2 separate regions of the Homo sapiens genome follow, and region 1 is linked to region 2. The links are chromatin contacts, found by Hi-C or POLR2A ChIA-PET in ENCODE. All regions are on one chromosome and are shown on one strand. The core of a region is the stretch at or near the end of the contact, and the rest is flanking DNA. Distances in the headings are between cores, read along the strand shown.

Region 1 (5,896 bases), core at 430-2,929, 98 kb after region 2:
CTGGTCAGGCGCGGTGGCTTGTGCCTGTAACTCCAGCATTTTGGGAGCCTGAGGCGGGCAGATCACAAGGTCAGGAGTTCAAGACCAGCCTGGCCAACATGGCAAAACCCTGTCTCTACTAAAAATACAAAAATTAGCCAGGCATGGTGGCGTGCACCTGAAATCCCAGCTACTTGGATGAGACAAGAGAATCTCTTGAACCCGGGAGGTGGAGGTTGCAGTGAACCAAGATGGCGCCACTGCACTCCAGCCTGGGTAACAGAGCGAGACTGTCTCCAAAAAAAAAGGGGCCGGGCACAAGTGGCTCATGCCTGTAATCCCAACACTTTGGGATGCCAAGGCGGGTAGATCACGAGGTTAGGAGTTCGAGACCAGCCTGGCCAATATGGTGAAATCCCGTCTCTACTAAAAATACAAAAATTAGCCAGGCTTGGTGGCATGCACCTGAAGTGCCAGCTCCTCTGGAGGCTGAGGCAGAAGAATCACTTGAACCCAGGAGGCAGAGGTTGCAGTGAGCCAAGATCGTGCTACTGCACTCCAGCCTGGGCAACAGAGCGAGATTCCACCTCAAAAGAAAAAAAAAAAAGCCTGGGCGCGGTGGCTCATGCCTGTAATTCCAGCACTTTGGGAGGCTGAGGCGGGTCGGTCACCTGAGGTCATGAGTTTGAGACCAGCATGGCCAATGTGGTGAAACCTTGTCTCTACTAAAAATAAAAAAAAAATTAGCCGGGTGTGGTGGCGGGTGCCTGTAATCCCAGCTACTCGGGAGGCTGAGGCAGGAGAATCACTTGAACCTGGGAGGCGGAGGTTGCAGTGAGCTGAGATCGTGCCATTGCACTCCAGCCTGGGCAACAAAACCGAAACTCCATCTCAAAAAAAAAAAAGAAAGTAGTACCTAGAGCAGCCAGAGAAGCAGGCAGAAAACCAGGGGTGAGATGCCACTGCCAACACCAGGCCTGGAGCCAGGGCAGTAACAATGATAGTAGCTAACAGTTCTTGGCACTTTAAACAGTGTGCCAGGACCCGTGCCTGTGTCTCATACACCTGCTCTCACTGTTCTCACCTTATGAGGTAGGAAGAGGTGGTTATTAAACCCGTTTTCCAAAGGAGGAAACTGAGGCTCAGAGAAGAGTAGCCGCCATGCCCCCAGGTTCCCCAGCAAATGACTGGCAGGGCCAACCTCTGACTCTAAGACCTGGGAAATCCAGAGGCCAAGCCGACAACCCCCAGCTGGCCCTTGGGGTGGGGTAGAATGACCTCGGGTGGAGCTGATGCTGTCCCCTTGCCTGCCTGTCCACAGCGCCTGGCGCATGAGTGCCTGTCACAGAGTTGTGACAGTGCCAAGCACTCTCCAACGTTGGTGCCCACAGCCACCAAGCCCGACGCAGTGCAGCCTGACAGCCTCCCCTACCCACAGTACCTGGCGGTCATCAAAGCCCAGATTTCCTGTGCCAAGGACATTCACACCGCCCTGCTGGACTGTGCCAACAAGGTCACGGGCAAGACACCCGCACCACCTGCTGGCCCTGGGGGCACTCTGTGAAGTGGGGGACAGGGAGTGGGGCAGGCAGTGGTTGGTGGGTGGTGTGCAAAGGGAATGAAGAGCGTCCTGGGCCTAAACACAGCAGCCTCCTCTCTTCCTGCCTGAGCACCGCAGCGGGAGCCAGCAGGGGGCAGCAGAGGCCAACAGGGAGCTCGCAGGCCGGGCCCCTGCGTCCCTGCCCCTTCTTCCTGCTCCCCCTCCTAGCCTAGGGTAGACTTTGAACTGTGTGTGTTGATGACTTCTCTGTTCCACAGGCCCTCCCCCATTCTTGCCTGGGTGTGGAGCCCTGGCTGTCCCCTCTCCCTCAGTCCTTCCTGACTGTCTCCAGCTGGGAGGTGGTCTCTGTGTGCCACTCCTCTGTGTCTCTATTACAGTTGTGTCTCTCTCATCCTGTCTCTTTTTCCCTTGTTTCTCTGTTCCTGTTAATGTGTTTCTCCCCATGGTCCTATTTCTCTCACTCTGACCTCTCTCTCTTAGTCCCCTTTAGCTGTCTTCTATCCCCAGCTCCTAACTGGGACTCTGTGTCTATGCAGGGGGCCAGCACCCCTGGGTTATCTGGGGCTAAGGGAAGGGACTTCATTTCCAGGGGCCACAGCCAAGCCCAGAGTCCCCCAGCGGCTCGCATGTCAGCCCAGACCCCAGGGTCCTTGGCCTAGGAGAGGAGCAGTGGAGGGGCCCAGGCTCTGAGCTCCACAGGTCTGAGCAGGGAGCAACTCAGGCCCCCACCCAAGCCTGCGTCAGCGGAACTTGAGTGAGGGGCGTTGTGCAATTTGTGGCAAGGCTGGCCCAGCTGGATGCCTGGGTCCCAGTATTTTTAGCCCCAAAGGAGAAGTGAAAAGGCCCCAGCCGGGGTGAATCATCAGTCCTGGGGAAGAACCCAGGCGCCTGAGCCCCAGCTCCGGGAAGCAGGCACTGGGGAGGGGGCTTCAAGGAGGGAGTGCCCCCTCAGACTCCCTGCTTCCCTGGAAGCTTCAGGAAGCTCAGCCTCAGCCTTCAGGCCTGAGCAAGTGCAGGGCGGAGCTACCAGCCCAGGCTCAGATGTTGGGGTGTGAAAGCCTCAAGTGACTCAGCCTGGTTGGAGAACTGCCCCACCCAGTATCTTCTGTGCCATGGTTCCCACATTCGCACTCCATGGCCTCCTGTCCTGGACCCCACGTCTGCAAGGAAACCCTAGGACCATGGATACCTCTGTGATTCACGCTGAGCCCAAGTCCCCACACTGGAAAACTGGGAAATGGCCAGCTGTGTGTCCCAGGAAATTCCTCCCCTTATTCTTCCTTGAAGTGCCCGAGCATGTAGGGCAAGAAGGAAGGCTGAAGCGCTGTCCCTAGGAGGAATTTCTCCTTCAGGGGAGCCTCAGTTTTGCCCATTTATCTAATTGAATCAGTTTTTTACCCAATCCCCCGATTTTGTAGGATAATCTCCCTTATCTAAAGTCAACTGATTATGGACTTTAATCACATCTACAAAACACTTCCATGGCGACAGCTAGATGAGTGTTTGAATAACTGGGACTGTAGCCCGTCCAAGTTGACACATAAAACTGACCATCGGGCCGGGGGCGGTGGCTCACGCCTGTAATCCCAACACTTTGGGAGCCCGAGGCGGGCGGATCACAAGGTCAGGAGTTCGAGACCAGCCTGGCCAACACGGTGAAACCCCGACTCTACTAAAAATACAAAAAATTAGCCGGGTGTGGTGGCACACACCTGTAGTCCCAGCTACTCGGGAGGCTGAGGCAGGAGAATCGTTTGAACCTGGGAGGCAGAGGTTGCAGTGAGCCAAGATCACACTATTGCACTCCAGCCTGGGCGACAGGGCAAGACTCTGTCTCAAAAAAAATAAAAAACTGACCATCTAGTCCTTGTCATCTGGGCACCCTCACACATCTCCTTAACCACACTTAATCTCCAAATAAGTACGATAACATAGTCATAGTCCCACCCAACATGATGCAGTTATCTTGCATACAACTGAAGACAACTAACCCTTTCCCCAACAGAGCCCACCAGCAGTGGTGGAGATGTCGGTCCATGAGCGCACACACAAGACTGAGGGACTGTCGGCCCTCCCAGGTGGTGTCAACACAACATCACACACAGGTGGGGGGGCCTGATAGCCCAGCACCCATGATACAGGGCCTACCAATGCTTAAAACCACACCCAGGGAGCCCACAGAGGCACTCAGTGGGTGGTGGGGTGATGGATACACATCTATCAGGCACAGGGCGGAGGTGGGCACCACTGAGTTGCACTCAGCAAACACATTGGGTATCTTGTGCCCAAGGCCTGTATTTGTGGAGCTGATGTTCTAGTGAGAGACAGTAAATGTGACAAAAGTAAAATATATCAGATGGTGAGAAAACAGAAAAATGAGATCAGAAGTGGAGATGTTGGGGCCAGGCACAGTGGCCCAGGCCTGTAATCCCATCACTTTGGGAGGTGCAGGCAGGCAGATGGCTTGAGCCCAGGAATTCAAGACCAGTCCGAGCAACATAGCAAAAGCCCTTATCTGCAAAAAATTCAAAAATTAGCCAGGTGTGGTGGTGCGTGCCCAGGTTCCCAGGTACTCGGAGGCTGAGAGGTGGGAGGATGCCTTGAGCTTGAGAGGTTGAAGCTGCAGTGAGCTGTGATCGCACCACTGCACTCCAGCTTGGTTCATGGAGACCCTGTTTTTTTAAAAAAAGAAGTGGAGGTGTTTACACCAGCAAAATACTCATTTTTTAAGTGTAATTAAGTTGAAGATCAAAAAATGGAAATGTATAATTAAATCATACTTAGCAAATCTAACACATGAAATGTAACATCTGCATATGGAGAATCGTGTTACTTTATTGAAAAACATTAAAAGTTTGAGAACTTAAGTTGGATTGTGGTTTCGTGAGCATTCATTATGGTTTATATATGTTCCATGTATTTATTATTAAATAGATGACAAGGGTTTTCTTATTCTTGTTTATATATGTTTGAGACCAGTCTCACTCTGTCGCCCAGGCTGGAGTGCAGTGACGCCATCTCGGCTCACTGCAACCTCCGCCTCCTGGGTTCACGTGATTCTGCTGCCTCAGCCTCCCAACTAGCTGGGATTACAGGCGTGCATCACCACACCTGGCTAATTTTTGTATTTTTAGTAGAGACGGGGTTTCACCATGTTGGCCAGGCTGGTCTTGAGCTTCTGACCTCAAGTGATCTGCCCGCCTCGGTCTCCCAAAGTGCTGGGATTACAGGCACAGGCACGAGCCACTGCAGTGGGCCTTTTAATTTTTGTTTTAATCCTTGACAGAGGTCAAGGAAGGCCTCACTGAGAAGGCGATATTAGAGCAGCCCCGAAGGAGAGGGAATGAGCTTGGGGACATCCACACATCCAGGCAAGAGTGCTCCAGACAGAGGGAACTGCAAGTGCCAGGGACCTGGGACAGGAATGTGCTGGGATTTATGGAACACATAAAAAGGAGGCTTGGGCACAATGAGGGAGCAGGGATAGGAGAGGAAATCCAGACAGGTCACAGAGGGCCTTGGTGAGGACTTGGGTTTGCTAGGTAACTAAACCCAGAGGGAGACTACACAGTCTGGTGCACACTGCATGCTCCAGGGACGGGGTGTACGTGAGGTGCACAGCCACCACAAAACAGACCGTGGGGACTCCAGCACACAGCATGTCTGCCCCACTGCAGAGCTAACCCACCATCCTACAATCATGGTGCCCCCAGGGACCCCATCCCATTGACAGTCCCACAAACATACTTTCAGGGAGCAACCCAGCCACATGAATACACAAACAACCCTCTAACCACCACTTTACCAGATAAGCTATCTCTCACCCCATCGCAGACTTTGCCCATCACAGGCTGACTCAGCCCTGTCCTTAGCCCAGCACTATCAGAAGCAGCCTCATCGGCGCTGCCCCAGCTTCTCAGGTACTCATGTCTGCACGTCTGCTCTGCCCACAGAGGCCGACACAAGAACAGTGACATGGAGGGGGGAGCTCGCCAGCTACTCTCCCCATCACGCAGGCTGTAGACGTCAGAAACCAAAGTTCATCGGTTTCTCTGCCTTGTGACTCGGGCCACAGGAACTGCATTCAGACGCCGGCCTGCTGTGGTCTGCACATGCAGTCTCAGACACCCACGACAAAGGACGTGGACATATGTGAACACTTCACACACCCAGGGACTACACACACTGAGCCACAAAGGCCTTGCACACGGCCACAGCTGCAGAGTCACAGATGCTGACACAGCTTCAAATGTGTGTGCCGGGTGTGGTGGCACGTGCCTTTAGTCCCAACTACCTGGGAGGCTGAAGTGGAAGGATCGATTCAGCCTGGGAGGTCGAGGCTGCACTCCAGCCTGG
Region 2 (6,661 bases), core at 1,601-4,100:
TGCTATGAGCTAGCTTCCAGCCATCCTGCTGTGGGCTAACCCCTGCCCTTGCTCTCTAGGAAGAGTCACTCAAGCTGAAAAACTGGAGTTGCAGCTCTCCTGTCTTCCCCGGGAATTGGGACCTGAGGCTTCTCCAGGTGAGCTGAAAGTCAGGCCCCCTTCACCCTTCCCTTGACCCTCTCCCCCCTCTTCTTAAGTGGCCCCTTAGCCTTCTTTGTTTCCCTTGTCCTTCACTCTCTTGGACCTCTCCTCACCTGTCCTGTGCCCCTGCCACTTCAAAACTGCTCTCTTGACTCTGTCCTTCCCCTGGGTCCCTTTTATCATCTCCCATCGGCCCCACTTCCCTAGCTCGCTCACCTGTCCCTGTCACTTCCACTCTCACTCTTCATTTCTCTCCCAAATGTCTCCAGTCTGTCGCCCACCTGTGCCTTTCGTCCTGCTCCACTTCTCCCTGTCTGTTCCCAACACTGACCCCCTCTCCCTCTCACCTGCCTCTGTCACCTGTCCCTCATTATCTCTCACTGACATTCATCCAGCTCATGCTCCCCCCTCATCCACCCTTCTCTTTTTTTTTTTTTTTTTTTTTTTTTTGAGACAGAGTCTTGCTCTATGGCCCAGGCTGGAGTGCAGTGGCATGATCTCGGTTCACTGCAACCTCTGCCTCCCGGGTTCAAGCAATTATCCTGCCTCAGCCTCCCGAGTAGCTGGGATTACAGGCATGTGCCATGATGCCCAGCTAATTTTTGTATTTTTAGCAGAGACGGGGTTTCACTATGTTGGCCAGGCTTGGTCTCGAAATCCTGACCTCAGGTGATCCACCCGCCTCGGCCTCCCAAAGTGCTGGGATTACAGGCGTGAGCCACCACACCCAGCCCTACCCTTCTTCTCTGTGCATGCAACTGTCCCTCTCTTACTGTGCCCCCAACCTGCTTTCTCCTCACCCGTCCCCACCCCGCCCCAGAGAACTTCTGTGACCCCCGTAAGTCCCCTTTCATTTGTCTCCATTTCACTTATCCCCTCACCTGCCTCCTTGACCATCCTGCCTCACCTGTATCCTTCCTCATGTCTTCCCCCTCCTGTCTCCTTCTCCCCAGACCCCTCACCTGTCCCCACCACATGCACTGTGTCACCGACCTTCCCCAGGACTGCCTACCTGTCCCCACTAACTGGGTCTTCTTGCCTGTTCTCCCTCACCTGCTCTTTCTCACCTCTCCTCAGGTGAGGGAGCGCCCTGTGGCCTTGGAGGCTGAGCTGGCCCTGACGCTGAAGGTCCTGGAGGCCGCTGCTGGCCCAGCCCTGGAGGACGTCCTAGACCAGCCCCTTCACACCCTGCACCACATCCTCTCCCAGCTCCAGGCCTGTGTGAGTCCTTGGGGCCCGGGCACCCAGGTCTGTGGGCTCTGAGCAGCATCCTTCCCCTGTGGTGGCCCAGGCTCCGCCTCACACACCGCCCTCTTCTGCCCACAGATCCAGCCTCAGCCCACAGCAGGGCCCAGGCCCCGGGGCCGCCTCCACCACTGGCTGCACCGGCTCCAGGAGGCCCCCAAAAAGGTGAGTGACCCAGGAAGAGAAGGACCAGGGTCTGGGGAGCCAATAGGAGCCCAGACCCTGGACAGCCCCTGACCCATCCCCTCCTCCCCTACAGGAGTCCGCTGGCTGCCTGGAGGCATCTGTCACCTTCAACCTCTTCCGCCTCCTCACGCGAGACCTCAAATATGTGGCCGATGGGAACCTGTGTCTGAGAACGTCAACCCACCCTGAGTCCACCTGACACCCCACACCTTATTTATGCGCTGAGCCCTACTCCTTCCTTAATTTATTTCCTCTCACCCTTTATTTATGAAGCTGCAGCCCTGACTGAGACATAGGGCTGAGTTTATTGTTTTACTTTTATACATTATGCACAAATAAACAACAAGGAATTGGAACCTTCTGTGATAGGTGAATCCTTGAGTGTGTGTGTGATTGTGGGTCTGTGACTGGGTGTGGATGTCTGGGTGATGCAGGCAAAATTTGTGACTCGTTGTGTATATTTGTGTGTGCCTGACTTCTGTGACTATGTATGTATTTGTATGGAAATGAGTGTCTGCCTGAACTTGAGTCTAACCAAAGGTGCGTAACTGTGCATGTTCATGCCCACACGTGTGCAAGTATGTGTGTGTACTGCCAGGCATGGTGGCTCACACCTGTAATCCCAGTGCTTTGGGAGGCTGAGGCAGGCAGATCACTTGAGGTCAGGAATTTGAGACCAGCTTAGCCAACATGGTGAAACCCTGTCTCTACTAAAAGTACAAAAATTAGCCGGGAGTTGTGGCATGACCCCGTAATCCCAGCTACTCGGGAGGCTGAGGCAAGAGAAATGCTTGAACCCGGGAGGTGGAGGTTGTGGTGAGCCGAGATCACATCACTGCACTCCAGCCTGGCCACCAAGAGAGAAACTCCATCTTAAAAAAAAAAAAAAAAAAAAAAAAAAAAAAAAAAAAAAGGCCAGCCTCCGTGGGCTCAGGCCTGTAATCCTAGCACTTTGGGAGGCCAAGGCGGGCAGATCACTTGAGGTCGGGAGTTTGAGACCAACCTGACCAACATGGAGAAACCCCATCTCTACTAAAAATACAAAAATTAGCCGGGTGTGGTGATGCATACCTGTAATCCCAGCTACTCGGGAAGCTGAGGCAGGAGAATCGCTTGAACCCGGGAGGTGGAGGTTGTGGTGAGCGGAGATCACGCCATTGCACTCCAGCCTGGGCAACAAGAGTGAAACTCCGTCTCGAGAAAGAAAAAAAAAAAAAGAAAGAAAAGAAAAGAAAAGCGGTCAGGATGCTACATCCTGGAACCTAACCACAATGGTGTGAGAAGCCCAGACATACAGAGAGACCACATATAGGTACTCCATCTGATAGTCCCAGTATAGCTTTTGAATCACCCCAGCTCAGGAACCAGACATGCGAGTGAAGAAGCATTTAGATGACTCTAGGTCCCAGCTGGAGCAGAGACAAGCCATCACCACTGGGCCCTGATTAAGTTCCTGACCCACAGAAACTGTGAGCATAATAATATTTGTTTTACGCCACTAAGTTGGGTTTGTTATAAGGCAAGAAATCATTGAAACAGTGAGAGAGCCACCAGCCCATCACAATTCACTGTGAGGTGTGTCACAAGAAATTTATTACCAAAATAACTCATCAGAGTTTCTTTTTTGGGTTGGGGAGAGGGGGACAGCGCCTGGCTCCATCGCCCAGGCTGAAGTGCAGTAGTACGATCTATCTCAGATCACTGCAATCTCCACCTCCTAGTTTCAAACCGTCCTCCCACCTCAGCTTTCCGAGCAGCTGGGACTACAGGCATGTGCCTCCACCCCCACTTAATTTTTGTAATTTTTGCAGAAACGGGGTTTCGCTATGTTGCCCAGACTGGTGTCGAACTCCTGGACTCAAGAAATCCTCCTGCCTCGGCCTACCAAAGTGCTAGGACTACAGGCGTCAGCCACCACACCAGCTCCACCAAGGTTTCTGAATGGTTGACTTTTTGTTACATTACAGGGGATTCAGAATAAAATTCCATTCTTATAATCCTATAACTCTCACTTCTTTGTATCGTTTGTTTGTTTGAGACGGAGTCTTGCTCTGTCACCCAGGCTGGAGTGCAATGACAAGATCTCAGCTCACAGCAACCTTCACCTCCTGGGTTCAAGCGATTCTCCTGCCTCAGCCTCCTGAGTAGCTGGGACTACAGGCACATGCCACCACTCCCAGCTAATTTTTGTATTTTTAGTAGAAGCAGGGTTTCACCATGTTGGCCAGGCTGGTCTCGAACTCCTGGCCTCAAGTGATCCTCCCACCTCGGCCTCCCAAAGTGCTGGAATTATAGGCATGAGCCACGGCTCCCAGCCTCCTTTGCACTCTTGAGTATTTTCTTGATTAGGAGTCAGAGGGCTGAAGTACAGCCATACACAGAAATTACACACAACCAACGGGCAAAAGTTGAAGCACTCCCTTTGATAACCAAAAACAAGTTAAATGTTCCCAGGTGTGGTGGCTCACGCCTATAATCCCTGCACTTTAGGAGGCCTAGGTGGGAGGACTGTTTGACCGCAGAAGTTAGAGACCAGCCTGAGCAACATAGCGACCACATCTTCACAAAAAAACTTAAAAATTAGGTAGGCATGGTGGCACATGCCTGTAGTCCCAGTCCCAGGAGGATGGCTCGAGTCCAGGAGGTTGAGGCTGTAGTGAGCCATGATCGTGCCACTGCACTCCAGCCTGGGTGACAAAGTAAGACTGTCTCAAAAAAAGAAAGAGAGAGAGAGAGAGAAAGAAAGGGGAGTTAAACGTAAAAAAGCTATTTGTAAATGTCTTAAAAATTTACACATAACCTCACAGCCATTCCCACTACATTATAAAGTCTGTGACTAGCAGAACCTCAGTTTGGGTAGGGGGCAGCATGGTGCCCTGCCCAGGACATGAATTTCTGTCCCTTTTGCCTGATACCTGCTTTCCCAGGCTCCCTCGCAGCTCAGGGTGGCCATGAAATTAAGGGCTTCTTAAATAATTTATGCTGGGTACAGTGGCTCACTCCTGTAATCCTAGCACTTTGGGAGGCTGAGGCAGGCAGATCACTTGAGGTCAGGAGTTTGAGAACAGCCTGCCCAACACGGCGAAACTCCATCTCTACTAAAAATACGAAAATTAGCCGGGTGTGGTGGTGCGTGCCTGTAACCCCAGCTACTCGGGAGGCTGAGGGGCAGGAGAATCGCTTGAACTCAGGAGGCAGAGGTTGCAGTGAGCCGAGATGGTGCCACTGCACTCCAGCCTGGGTGACAAAGCAAGACTCCGTCTCAAAAAAAAAAAAAAAAAGTTAATTTATGTAAAAAATGTAACAGAGCTTGGCAAAGGCGGAGCCCCATACATGTGTTTGTTGCTGTTACTCTTATTATTTTAACATATTTTTCTTCCTTAATACAAACAGAACTCTTTCCCACTTGTTCCCTTCCTTCCTGCTTAGTTCATTGGTATGAGGATGTGAGACCCAGAGCTATGGCAACCATTTTGTGACCACAAGGCAACAAGTTTAGGGTGTGAAGCTATCATTTTGAGGAAGGTAGAACAAAAGAGTAGAAAACGGGGTCCTTGCTGATATTAATAAGCCATTGCACCAAACCCCAGAATCCCCTAACTCCAGACTTACTCTTAGGTGACATAACTGAATGTCTTTCTTGCTTAAGTCGTGTTAATTGGATTTTTCTGTTTCTTGTGGCCAAATGTATCCCCACAAATTCATCTCTGCATGGCCAGCACTGAACCCAGAGAATGTGGTCAATTAATATTTCATAAAAATTTTAATCATATAGGACATGTCTGAGCCCAGGCATATGAGTCTCTTCAATTATGAATGTTGCAATGGAAGAAAACAAGGTTGCAAATCTCTACTTGGAGATGCCAAGGCTTTATAGAAGAGATTTTGAACTGGATATATTTTAGTTTTGCCTGAGCAGCATCCATTACTCCTGGTAACAGTGCTTCAATTTTCCTTCGGAAATGACCTCCTTTCCTACTCCCTCATTTGGCTGGACACATGACTCCAATTTGATCAATTAGAGCAAGCACTCCATCTCCAGAGCACAGTAACAAGTTTTCCTTGTCCTCTCTCATGGTGGCCTTTGCTTAAGTGGTTCCCTCTGCTTAGGACAGTTCCCACCACTCTCCCACGACCAAGTCTTCACCTGGCTCATTTCCACAATATCACTTCCTCCTCCAAAAATCCTTCTGCATAGTACACCGGGGTTTCTATTGCTTTATTTTTTATTTTATATATATATGTGTGTATATATATATATATATGTGTATATATATATATATATGTGTGTATATATATATATATTTGTGTATATATATATATATATATATTTTTTTTTTTTTTTTTTTTTTTTGAGACAGAGTCTAGTTCTGTCACCCAGGCTGGAGTGCAGTGGTGCGATCTTGGCTCACTGCAACCTCCACCTCCCAGGTTCAAGTGATTCTCGTGCCTCATCCTCCTGAGTAGCTGGGATTACAGGCACCCGCCACCATGCATGGCTAATTTTTGTACTTTTAGTAGAGACAGGATTTTACCATGTTGGCCAGGCTGGTCTCGAACTCCTGACCTCAGGTGATCCACCCGCCTCAGCCTCCCAAAGTGCTGGGATTACAGGCATGAGCCACTGTGTCCAGCCTCTATTGCTTTTATATGCTCAACAAGCTTTCTTATTTTTTTTTCTTTTTTGAGACTAGCATATTACAGCAACAAGCTTTCTTTGTTTTATTTTTTTTTAAGATCTTGCTCTGTCATCCAGGCTGGAGTGCAGTGGCTCAATCATAGCTCACTGCTGCCTCAAACTCCTGGGCTCAAGACCACCTCCTGAGTAACTGGGACTACACGTACACACCACCATGCTTGGCTAATTTTTTATTTTTATTTTTGTAGAGACAGAGTCTCGCCATGTTGCCCAGGCTGGTCTCAAGCTCCTAGCCTCAAGTGATCATCCCACCTTGGCCTCCCAAAGTTCTGGAATTACAGGTATGAGCCACCACACCCAGCCAACAAGATTTCTTATCCTACTTTTTCTGGAGAGTATTTACCTTCAACCACATAAAATTGCCAATACTATACAATGTGTGACCTACAA

Evidence for each region. Hi-C counts contacts between places; a loop is a spot of excess contacts on that map. ChIA-PET counts read pairs that join two places held with the same protein, here RNA polymerase II (POLR2A).
Region 1: a map of Panc1 shows a loop between it and region 2 (3-fold over the local background). The contact joins two enhancer-like sites. A Hi-C loop is called at or near these places in 1 of 168 maps with a recorded cell type or tissue (Panc1). POLR2A ChIA-PET finds 5 or more read pairs at or near these places in 5 of 52 experiments (Caco-2, GM12878, Panc1 and 2 more).

Annotation. Positions count from the first base shown.
Region 1 is chr19:39,396,157-39,402,052 of GRCh38, forward strand. MED29 (mediator complex subunit 29) reads left to right here. Exons shown (of 4, transcript NM_017592.4): 4 at 1,301-4,485. The coding sequence ends at 1,543. Among named protein-coding and RNA genes, the nearest start is that of MED29, 7.7 kb to the left of the region's middle. RefSeq lists enhancers at 2,165-2,214, 5,667-5,886. Within about 2 kb of position 1,680, at least 37 of the 41 ENCODE cell types and tissues checked have a DNase peak (open chromatin) inside an H3K27ac peak, as active enhancers do.
Region 2 is chr19:39,296,746-39,303,406 of GRCh38, forward strand. IFNL1 (interferon lambda 1) reads left to right here. Exons shown (of 5, transcript NM_172140.2): 2 at 60-137; 3 at 1,219-1,362; 4 at 1,468-1,551; 5 at 1,646-1,928. The coding sequence ends at 1,771. Among named protein-coding and RNA genes, the nearest start is that of IFNL1, 3.7 kb to the left of the region's middle. Within about 2 kb of position 2,851, at least 2 of the 41 ENCODE cell types and tissues checked have a DNase peak (open chromatin) inside an H3K27ac peak, as active enhancers do.